2 separate regions of the Homo sapiens genome follow, and region 1 is linked to region 2. Evidence: read pairs that join two places in POLR2A ChIA-PET (ENCODE). Cell type or tissue: B cell. All regions are shown on one strand. Links, peaks and the distances in the headings refer to the core of each region. The heading gives the core; the rest is flanking DNA.

Region 1 (5,384 bases), core at 112-5,111, 130 kb before region 2:
ACCCTTGTGCAAATCATCTAAGCTCTCTGAGACCTGATTTTTGCATCTGTAAACTGGGTTATAATGAGACCTACCTCACTGGGATAGCTGGAAAGATTAGAGGAGATGGTGTGTGTGAAATTTCAAACAGTGTCTGGCACATTGTAGGGATGCCCCTTTCACAGCAACAGGGATAAGGAGAGGAAGGAGGGTGAAGGGGAGAGTTGGCTCTGTCACTCATTCGGTGACTTTGGGTCTCAGTTTCCTCATCTGTAAAATGAAAGTAATAGCATGATCTATACCCTACCCAGTTACCATAAAGAGCAAATAATATGGTACATTTAGAGCTAGTTCATTCCTTTTGCCTATATTGTATCAATATTTAATTATTCTATTATACCACAGTTTATGATCCATTCCTCTACCTATGGACATTTAGTTTCCAATATGACAGGTTCTTAAGATGTCTGTCTTTACAAAGCCTCTCCTAATGCAACTATTTAAGGCAGCTAATTAGAAGTAGAATTACTGAGTAACAGGGTATATATATAAAACTAACAATTATATAATATTGATAATTAATTATGTAATAATGAAATATATTATATATAATTATATATTAGATATGTTAATATATAATTATATGATATATTAATATATAATTATATATATTATTTAAATAGATATTGCCAAAATTCTCTGTAAAGTGGTCGTACCAATGCATACTCTTACCAGCAGTATATGAGAGTACCTGCTTCCCCCATCCCAACCTTCCAACCTTCTCACTTTTAATATGATACATTTTTGGGCTTTTGCCAATTTGCCAATGTAATTTTTTTTTTTTAATAAAGATTTTTCTTTTTTTCTTTTTTTTTTTGAGACAGGGTCTTGATCTGTCGCCCAGGCTGGAGTGCAGTGGCCGATCCTGGCTCACTGCAGTCTCCACCTCCTGGCCTCAAGCAATCCTCCCACTTTAGCTCCCCAGGTAGCTGGATCTACAGGCATGTGCCACTATGTCTGGCTAATTTTTGTATTTTTTGTAGGGATGGGTTTCACCATGTTGGCCAGGCTGGTCTCGAACTTCTGACCTCAAGTGATCTGCCCGCCTCCACCTCCCTAAGTGCTGAGATTATAGGTGTGAGCCACAGTGCCTGGCCTGGATGTATCATTTTTGAATTGCATTCCCCTGATTATTAGTAATGTTGAGCATCTTTTCCTGTGCATTGGGCATTTGCATTTCTTTTTTAACAAATTACATTTTTCTTATCTTTTAAGGTGTACTTATATCAATACTGCCTTGTTTTATATACAGTTGATTCTCATTATTCACGGTAGTTATATTCTACAAAGTCACAGCAAACACTAAATTAACAAATACTGAATTATTGCTCCTAGGGGAAATACAAGGTTATGTTCCTGTGAGCCTCTGGTCACATTTTTGTCAACTGATCAATATGTAACTTTGTTTTTCTATGTGTGTTTCTGTTTAAAGTGACCTTATTTAATATGTTATTGATTCATTAACATTGAACTCATGGCCAACAGCACTATAACCTAAAACTCATGTCTCTAAAACAAACAAAAACAGGCCAGGTACAGTGGCTCACACCTGTAATCCCAGCACTTTGGGAGGCCAAGGCAGGCATATCACCTAAGTTCAGTAATTCAAGACCAGCCTGGCCAATATAACGAAACTCTGTGTCTACTAAAAATACAAAAAAAAATTAGCTGGGCATGATGTTGGGTGCCTGTAGTCTCAGCTACTTGAGAGGCTGAGGCAGGAGAATTGCTTGAACCTGGGAGACGGAAGTGGCAGTGAGCTGAGATCGCACCACCGCACTCTAGCCTGGGCGACAGAGCAAGACTCCATCTCAAAAAATGAAAATAAAAATAAACCAAAACAAAACAGTGAAATCACCCATTAAAAATAAAAAAATACAAAAACCATGGCACTAAATAGACTGAGAAAAAGACACTTGCTTGTACCATGAGAGCTGCAAAGAGAAGGCAGAGCATACCTTATTCAATATCACCTAGGATACATGTGTAAATCAAATTTTTTGCTACTCTGTGTGTGCCCACATTTACAAATGACCTCAGAATTGCCTTGAGTATTGATGCTGACGTTACAAGTAAATTTTAGCAAGTAGGGAAATTTGCAAATACAGAATTGGAGAATATGAGGACTAATTGTGTGTGTGTGTGTGTGTGTGTGTGTGTGTGTGTGTATAGATATTTAATGTAATATAATATCTTTGCAGCCCATCATTTGTTTTTTAACTTCACATACAGTGTCATATTATTTGTACTTGATGTAGGGACATTTGCCAATCTTTTCCTTTATTTTTTAGAAAATTATACATTTTATACAAATTCCTATATTTTTATTAGTCTGTTTCTGGACTCTTTCTATTCTAGGTTTTTCAACTTTAGTACTCTATTCTCTACTCTAGGGTTTCTCAACTGGTACTATTGACATTTTGGGCCAGATAATTCTTTGTTGTGAGGTACTGTCCTCTTTATTGTAGGCTGTTAAACAGCATCCCTGGCCTCTACCAATAGTTATCAATAGTATCCCTTCCCCGAATGTGACAACCAAAAATGTTTACATACATTGCCAATTGTCCTAGGGGAACAAATTTGTACTCAGTTTAAAACCACTGCATTGCCCAATTCTATTTGTCAATTTCTGTGCCAATATCACAAAACTTATATTTTTAAACAGAAATCCTTTATTTTAAAAAATGTCCTGCTGCCTGATAGAGCAAGTCCCTCCTCTTCTTTGTTTTCCAAAATTGTGTTGTTCATTCTTGCACCTGTATGCCTCTAGATTAACTTTAGAATTAATTTGACAAATTCCATGAAACATTTTTATTTATTTTTATGTATAGGTTAATTTAGGAAGAACTGGCATTTCTATGATATTGAGCCTTTCTATCCACATATGTGCCATATCTCCCATATAGTCAGGTTCTTTTATGTCTTTCATTGACCTCTATAAAAGTTGAAACCAGCTGGGTGTGGTGGCTCACACCTGTAATCCCAGCACTTTGGGAGGCCAAGGCAGGTGGATTGCTTGAGGCCAGGAGTTTGAGACTAGCCTGAGCAGGACGGTGAAACTCCATCTCTACTAAAAATACAAAAAATTAGCCAGGTGTGGTGCTACGCACCTGTAGTCCTGCTATTCAGGAGAATGAGGTGGGAGAATCACCTGAGCCCCGGAGTGCAAGGCTGCAGTGAGCCATGATTACGCCACTGCATTCCAGCCTGGGCAACTGGAGTGAGACCTTGTCTCAAACAAAACAAAACAAAACAAAACAAAACGTTGAAGCCTCAGTTGTCTCTGGTCTCCACCAGGCTGGTTCTATGTGCAGACGTTTTTCTTTTCCCCTGCCACTGCCTCTCAGGTCTTTCTCACTCCAAGAGGAGCCAGCTGAATCCTTCCACCCTCAAAAGTGACCCCTCCTGCTTTTTGCTGCTCAGTCACAGCTGGATTATTCACAGTCATCAGGATCTGAGAAGGGTTCTTGTGCTGTTGCTTGTTGTATTTTTATTGTTAACTTGGAAAATTCGTGTTTACAAATGATGGCATTCAGCCCTCTCTTTCTCTGAGACTTAGCTACTACCCACCTTGCCCCTTCTACCTCCCCGATGCCTCCTGTCACCCTTACTTCTTCTTCTTCTTCTTTTTTTTTTTTTTTTTGGAGACAGAGTCTTGCTCTGTTGCCCAGGCTGGAGTGCAGTGGCGCAATTTCTGCTCACTGCAAGCTCCGCCTCCCGGGTTCACGCCATTCTCCTGCCTCAGCCTCCTGAGTAGCTGGGACTACAGGCGCCCACCACCAAGCCCAGCTAATTTTTTGTATTTTTAGTAGAGACATGTTTTCACCGCATTAGCCAGGATGGTCTCGATCTCCTGATCTTGTGATCCGCCCGCCCTGGCCTCCCAAAGTGCTGGGATTACAGGCATGAGCCACTGCACCCGGCCCCACTTTTTTCTGAGACACGGTCTTGCTCTGTCTCCCAGGCTGGAGTGCAATGGCACAATCTTGGCTTGCTGCAACCTCCGCCTCCCGGGTTCAAGCGATTCTCCTGCCTCAGCCTCCCGAGTAGCTGGGATTACAGGTGCCTGCCACCACACCCAGCTAATTTTGTATTTTTAGTAGAGACAGGGTTTTGCCATGTTGGCCAGGCTGGTCTTGAACTCCTGACCTCAGGTGATCCACCTCCCTTGGCCTCCCAAAGTGCTGGGATTACAGGCATGAGCCACTACAACCGGCTGTCACCCTTACTTCTTTTGCTTAGCTTAAATTTCTCCCCCAGGCTGCCTGGCCTTATTCCCTGTGGTGCCCAGTGTGAATGACCCTGTCACTGCAGAGGGCTCACTCAGTCCGGTCCACACACATGTACCCACTACTTACCCTATGCTGGGACAGCCTTTCTCCTTTTTTTTTGCCTTAGCAACTTCTTCACTAAACTCAACACTAACTCAAGTATCCTTCCCTGTTTGAAATCTTCCCTACACTTTGTATCAAACAATTTTGTGCTTAGTTATATACTTGCACATACCCAGTATGGTGACTCGAGGCAGACAGATGTGAGCTGTATTTCAGCCCACCACTTATTAGCTATGACACCTTAAGCAAGTCATCAAAACTCTTTCAGTCTTGCTTTTCTCATCTGTAAAATGGATTTAATAATACCTATTTTGAGCATTGGCTACCAAACTATACTGAAAGATCTTTTGCCAATAGAGACTTCCTTCCTCCCTTCCTTCCTTCCTTTCTCTTTCTCTCCCTTCCTTACTCCCTCCTTCCCTCCCTCCCTCCCTCTCTCTCTCTCTCTTTCTCTCTTTCTTTCTTTCTTTCTTTCTGAGACAGTCTCACTCTGTCGCCCAGGCTGGAGTGCAATGGCGCCATCTCGGCTCACTGCAACCTCCATCTCCCAGGTTCAAGCGATTCTCCTGCCTCAGCCTCCTGAGTAGCTGGGATTATAGGCGCCTGCCACCATGCCTGGCTAATTTTTGTATTTTTAGTAGAGACAGGGTTTCACCATGTTGGTCATGCTGGTCTTGAACTCCTGACCTCATGATCCGCCTGCCTCGGCCTCCCAAAGTGCTGGGATTACAGGCGTGAGCCACCGCGCCTAGCCCAGAGACTTGTATCTTTCATAATATCTTTCAGGATGTTGTCAAAATGTGTGCAAAAAAGGCTTGTGAAAAAGCAACACTTTATTTTTGGCCCCTTAGAGGCACTTGATAACCTATACTAATGAAGAAATGGGTAGTCTGGAACATCAGATTATTTAAAAAAACGCATACACACAATAAAAGCGCTTGTATTTCGTTTCTGATAAATTATGAGTTTGGAAGCAGCAGATTTTAAAAATTAATTCTATTTTGTTTGGGT
Region 2 (5,345 bases), core at 1-5,000:
CCCCGGCTGGAGTGCAGTGGTGTGAACTTGGCTCCACTGCAACTTCTGCCTCCCACGTTCAAGCAATTCTCCTGCATCAGCTGGGACTACAGGTGTGCGCCACCATGCCTGGCTAATTCTATATTTTTAGTAGAGACTGGGTTTCACTGTGTTGGCTAAGCTGGTCTTGAACTCTTGGCCTCAAGTGATACCCCCACCTTGACCTCCCAAAGTGCTGGGATTACAGGCATGAGCCACTACACCGGGCCAGTAAATAGTGGTGTTTAAGGTCACTTAATTGGCCAGGCGCGGTGGCTCATGCCTGTAATCCCAGCACTTTGGGACGCCGAGGTGCATGGATCACCTGAGGTCAGGAGGTCGAGACCAGCCTGGCCAACATGGTGAAATCCCATCTCTACTAAAAATAGAAAAATCAGCCGGGTGTGGTGGCACATGCCTGTAATCTAAGCTACTCGGGAGGCTGAGGCAGGAGAATTGCCTGAACCAAGGAGATGGAGGTTGCAGTGAGCCAGGATCGCGCCACTGCACTCCAGCCTGGATGACAGAGCGAGAGTCTGTCTCAAAAAAAAAAAAAAAAAAAAAAAGATAGTTAAGGGTCTTGTTATTTGAATTGGTGAAAAACATGATTTAAAGATTATTTATTTTTTGAGACAGAGCTTCACTCTGTTGTCCAGGGTGGAGTGCAGTGGTGTGATCTAGGCTCACTGCAACCTCTGCCTCTGAGTTCAAGCGATTCTCCTACCTCAGCCTCCCAAGTAGCTGGGACTGTAGGCGCCTGCCACCACGCCCAGCTAATTTTTGTATTTTTACTGGAGATGGGGTTTCGCCATGTTGGCCAGGCTGATCTCAGACTCCTGACCTCAGGTGATCCGCCTGCCTCAGCCTCCCAAAGTGCTGGGATTACAGGCATGAGCCACTGCCCTGGCCAAAGATTATTTTCTTTTAAAGTCAACAAAATAATTGAGATGACATAGAGAGATAGTTAAGAATATGGGCTCTGGAGTGAAATTGCATGGGTTTTGAATTCCAGCTTCTTTACTTACTTTGTAACCTTCAATAAACTGCTTATCACTGAAAAATATGTTTTCTCATTTTTAAAAAAGTGGAGATGCTGCTGCCTATGTTATGAAGATTAAGTGAAATAATCCAGTAGAGGGTTTCATGTAGTACCGGACACGTGGGCATGCAATGGCAATGACTATCACTTATTATATTACTCCAATTAAATGCAGTTTTTACTTGTTAACATGGAGAATGAGTTGAACTAGTTTCAGGAAGCTAGCTTAAGGAAGCTAGTAGACCAAGTAGAGGTTCTTTTGGGAAACTTGGTATAACAAATTAATAAAAATGATTTGTAGTATACAGTCATTTTTCATAAGTAAGTGCTTCTCATGTTTTAAAGAATTCTCTTTAAATTCATGTATAATATGATATGTATAGTATTAGCCTTGAAGTCATGTTTATACGTAATTGTTTAGCACTTCTTTTTTTCCCATATGAAAACATCCAAATTAATAATGTTTGAATTAATGATTTCTTATTAGATTGATTCTCAGTGAAATAAATACAGTAAAACCTTTATATCTAGATCATTATCTTTTTTTTTGGAGACAGAGTCTTGCTCTTTTGCCCTGGCTGGAGTGCAGTGGTATGATCTTGGCTCACTGCAACCTCCACCTCCCGGGTTCAAGTGATTCTCCTGCCTCAGCCTCCTGAGTAGCTGGGATTTACAGGTGCATGCCACCACACCTGGCTAATTTTTGTATTTTTAGTAGAAATGGGGTTACACCATGTTGATCAGGCTGGTCTTGAACTCCTGACCTTGTGATCCACCCACCTTGGCCTCCCAAAGTGCTGGGATTACAGGCGTGAGCCACTGTGTCCAGCTGTCTTTTTTTTGTTGTTTTTTGAGACAGAGTCACCCTGTCACCCAGGCTGGAGTGCAGTGGCGCGATCACAGCTCACTGTAACTTCTACCTCCTGGGCTTAAGTGATTCTTGTCCTTCAGCCTCCTGAGTAGCTGGGACTGCAGGCGTGTACCACTACACCCGGCTAATTTTTGTATTTTTAGTAAAGATGGGGTTTCACCATGTTAGCCAGGCTGGTCTTGAACTCCTGACCTCAAGCCATCTGCCTGCCTCGGCCTCCCAAAGTGCTGGGATTATAGGCATGAGCTACCATACATGGCTAGATCATTATCTATTTGGACTTGATAGGTTATATAGAAATTTGATTGATCTCAGTCTTCTCCATTAGGCCTAACTTCAGCTCCCACCTGGCACATCATTTTTCTTTTTGTCATTTATTCATTCATTCAATAAAATTTTGTTTTTTGGTGTCCACTACATGCCAGGAACTGAACTAGTCATTAGGAATATATAAGTGATGGAACCGATAATTCCACTCTTATGGAGTTAATCTTCTAGTGGGATGAAACAGATAACAAACACAATAAATAAGAAAAATATGTAGTAAGTTGGCCGGGCACGGTGGCTCACGCCTGTAATCCCAGCACTTTGGGAGGCCGAGGCAGGCGGATCACCTGAGGTCAGGAGTTCAAGACCAGCCTGGCTAACATGGTGAAATCCCGTTTCTACTAAAAATACAAAAAACTAGCCAGGTATGGTGGCGTGTGCCTGTAGCACCAGCTACTCGGGAGGCTGAGGCAGGAGAATTGCTTGAACCTGGGAGGCGGAGGTTGCAGTGAGCTGAGATCGCGTCATTGCACCCCAGCTTGGACACCAAGAGCGAAACTCCATCTCAAAAAAAAAGAAAATAAAATATAGAGAGTAAGTTAAGTAAGGTGGTTTTAAATCCTTTGAGAAAAATGAAATAGGAACGACATAGGGAATGATGCTACTGTTGGTATTGGTGGAGTTAAAGTGTCAATGAGAAAGTGACATTAGAGCAAATACTTGAAGGAAAGAGGTGAACCAGCCAGGTGAATATTTGAGGAGAGAGTGTTCTTGATCTGGGTTTCTCAAACTTTAATGTGTATATGAATTGTTTGGGATTCATATTAAAATGCAGAGTCTTGGGTCTCATTTCCAGAGTGTTTTGATTCAGAAAGCCTAGGATAAGGCCTGATAAATTGGATTTCTAATAAGCTCCCAAGTGATGCTGATGCTGCTGGTCAAGATAATGCTTTCAAGCAGCCTGCACCAACTCATCTTACTTTCACTTACATCACCCTTCATTGTGTTTTCAGTATAGTAAGCAGAATGATCCTGTTAAAATGAGTCAGATCACATTACTAGTATTTAGAGTGTTTCAGTGGCTTTCCATCCATCAGAGTAAAAGCTAGTGTTCTTACAGTGGCTAGTAGAGCCTTACACGATCTGTGACACTCCCCTATTTCTCTGCCTTGCCCTCATTTGTTTACTTCTCACCCTTTCTCTCTGCTCCATCCGCATAGTTTTCTTGAATTTCCTCAACTGAGAAGATAGATATCCATATGAGGAACTTTGCATTTGCTTTTTCCTCTGCGTCAAACACTCATTCCCCAAATGTCCATATGGCTAGCTCTCTTAAACTTCCTTTGCCTTCTTTTTTTGAGATAGGGTCTCACTCTGATGCCCAGGCTGGAGTGCAGTGGCGTGATCTCAGCTCACTTCAACCACCGCCTCCCGGGTTCAAGCAATTCTCCTGCCTCAGCCTCCCAAGTAGCTGGGATTTATATGTCATAAAATTCATCCTTTTAAAGTATATACTTCTGTCTTGCTGTTGGGTCAATTTTTTTTATTTAAAAAATCTAAGTATTCAAGGCCAGGTGCAGTGGCTCGCGCCTGTAATCCCAGCACTTTGGGAGGCAGAGGCGAGTGGATCACCTGTGGTCAGGGGTTCGAAAACAGCTTGGCCAACATGGCGAAACCCCGTCTCTACTAAAAATACAAAATTAGCTGGGCGTGGTGGCGCATGCCTGTAATCCCAGCTTCTTGGGAGGCTGAGGCAGGAGAATCGCTTGAACCTGGGAGGCAGAGGTTGCAGTGAGCCGAGATTGCACCACTGCACTCCAGTCTGGGCAACAAGAGCGAAACTCCGTCTCAAAAAAAAAAAAAGAATATTTTACTAAAAATCTAAGTATTAAGTGTTCAGTAGTTTTTATTATATTCACAAAATTGCGCTGCCATCACTATCTAATTCTGAACATTTTCATCACTCTACAAAGAAACTCCATACCCATTAGCAGTCACTATTCATTACCCGCTCCTCCTCCCCACTGACAACCATGAATCTACTTTCTTTCTCTTTAGATGTACCTATTTTATATAAATGAAATAATACAATATGTGGCCTGTTGTGCCTGCCTTATTTGGCTTAGCATATTTTTTTCAAAGTTAATTCATGTTATGGCATGTATTAGTACGTCATTCCCTTTTATTGCCGAATAGTATTGCATTATATGGATATATTACATTTTGTTTGTCCATTCATCAGTTGATGGATATTTGGATTGTTTCCATCTTTTGATTATTCTGAATAATGCTGTTCTGAACATTTGTGTAAAAGTTTTTGTGTGGATGTATGTTTTCATTTTTTCAGTATATATATTTAGAAATGGAATTGCTAGTTGTATGCTAACTCTATATTTAAGTTTTTTGGTGATAAATACATGTAAGATTTTACCATCTTAACCATTTTAAAGTATACAATTCAGTGACACTAAGTACATTCACAGTGTTGCACAGTCATAACTAGTGTCTAATTTCATCATCCCAAAAGGAAACCCCATGCCCATTAAGAGTTACTCCCCATTCCCCACTTTCCCCAGCCTCTGGCAACTACTAATACACTTTCTGTTTCTATGTATTTGCCTATTCTAAATATTTCATAGAAATGAAATCATACAATATGTGGTCTTCTGTGTCTGGCTTTCATTTAGTGTCATGTTTTTAAGGTTTATCCATGTTGTAACGTGTATCAGTACCTCATTCCTTTTTAAGGCTGTTGTTATGGACTGGATTATGTCCCCTCCCAAATTCATATGTTGAGGCCCTAACCTCCAACATAATTGTATTTGGAAACAGGGCTTTGAGGTGGTAATTAAGGTTAAATGAGGTCATAATGGTGAGGTCCTAATCTGGCCTTATAAAAAAGGAGAAGAGAGAACCTCTGTCCTATAAGGAAAGGCCATGTGAACACACAGCAAGAAGGTGGCTGTTTGCAACCCAGGAGAGAGCCCTCACCAGACAGTGACCTTGCTGACACCTTGATCTTTGACTTTCCAGTCTCCAGAACTATGAGAAAATAAATTTCTGTTGTTTAAGCCACCCAGTCTGTAGTATTTTGTTGTGGCAGCCTGAGCTGACTATGACACCTGAATAATATTCCATTGTATACCAATG

Evidence for each region. ChIA-PET counts read pairs that join two places held together with the same protein. Peaks named below come from ENCODE experiments on the same cell type or tissue, not always from the same donor. Only the 100,000 strongest peaks of a DNase experiment are listed, where the experiment ranks them.
Region 1: POLR2A ChIA-PET joins it to region 2 with 5 read pairs; 3 of 35 experiments call an interaction of 5 or more read pairs at or near these places.

What each region holds. Positions count from the first base shown.
Region 1 is chr1:52,643,316-52,648,699 of GRCh38, reverse strand. The region is part of intron 2 of SHISAL2A (shisa like 2A); the gene reads right to left. Among named protein-coding and RNA genes, the nearest start is that of SHISAL2A, 13 kb to the right of the region's middle. In B cell, for the core only: no CTCF peak of the experiment used is centred there; a DNase peak (open chromatin) is centred at 2,051; H3K27ac peaks cover 1,752 bases.
Region 2 is chr1:52,518,227-52,523,571 of GRCh38, reverse strand. The region is part of intron 2 of TUT4 (terminal uridylyl transferase 4); the gene reads left to right. Among named protein-coding and RNA genes, the nearest start is that of TUT4, 32 kb to the left of the region's middle. In B cell, for the core only: no CTCF peak of the experiment used is centred there; no DNase peak of the experiment used is centred there.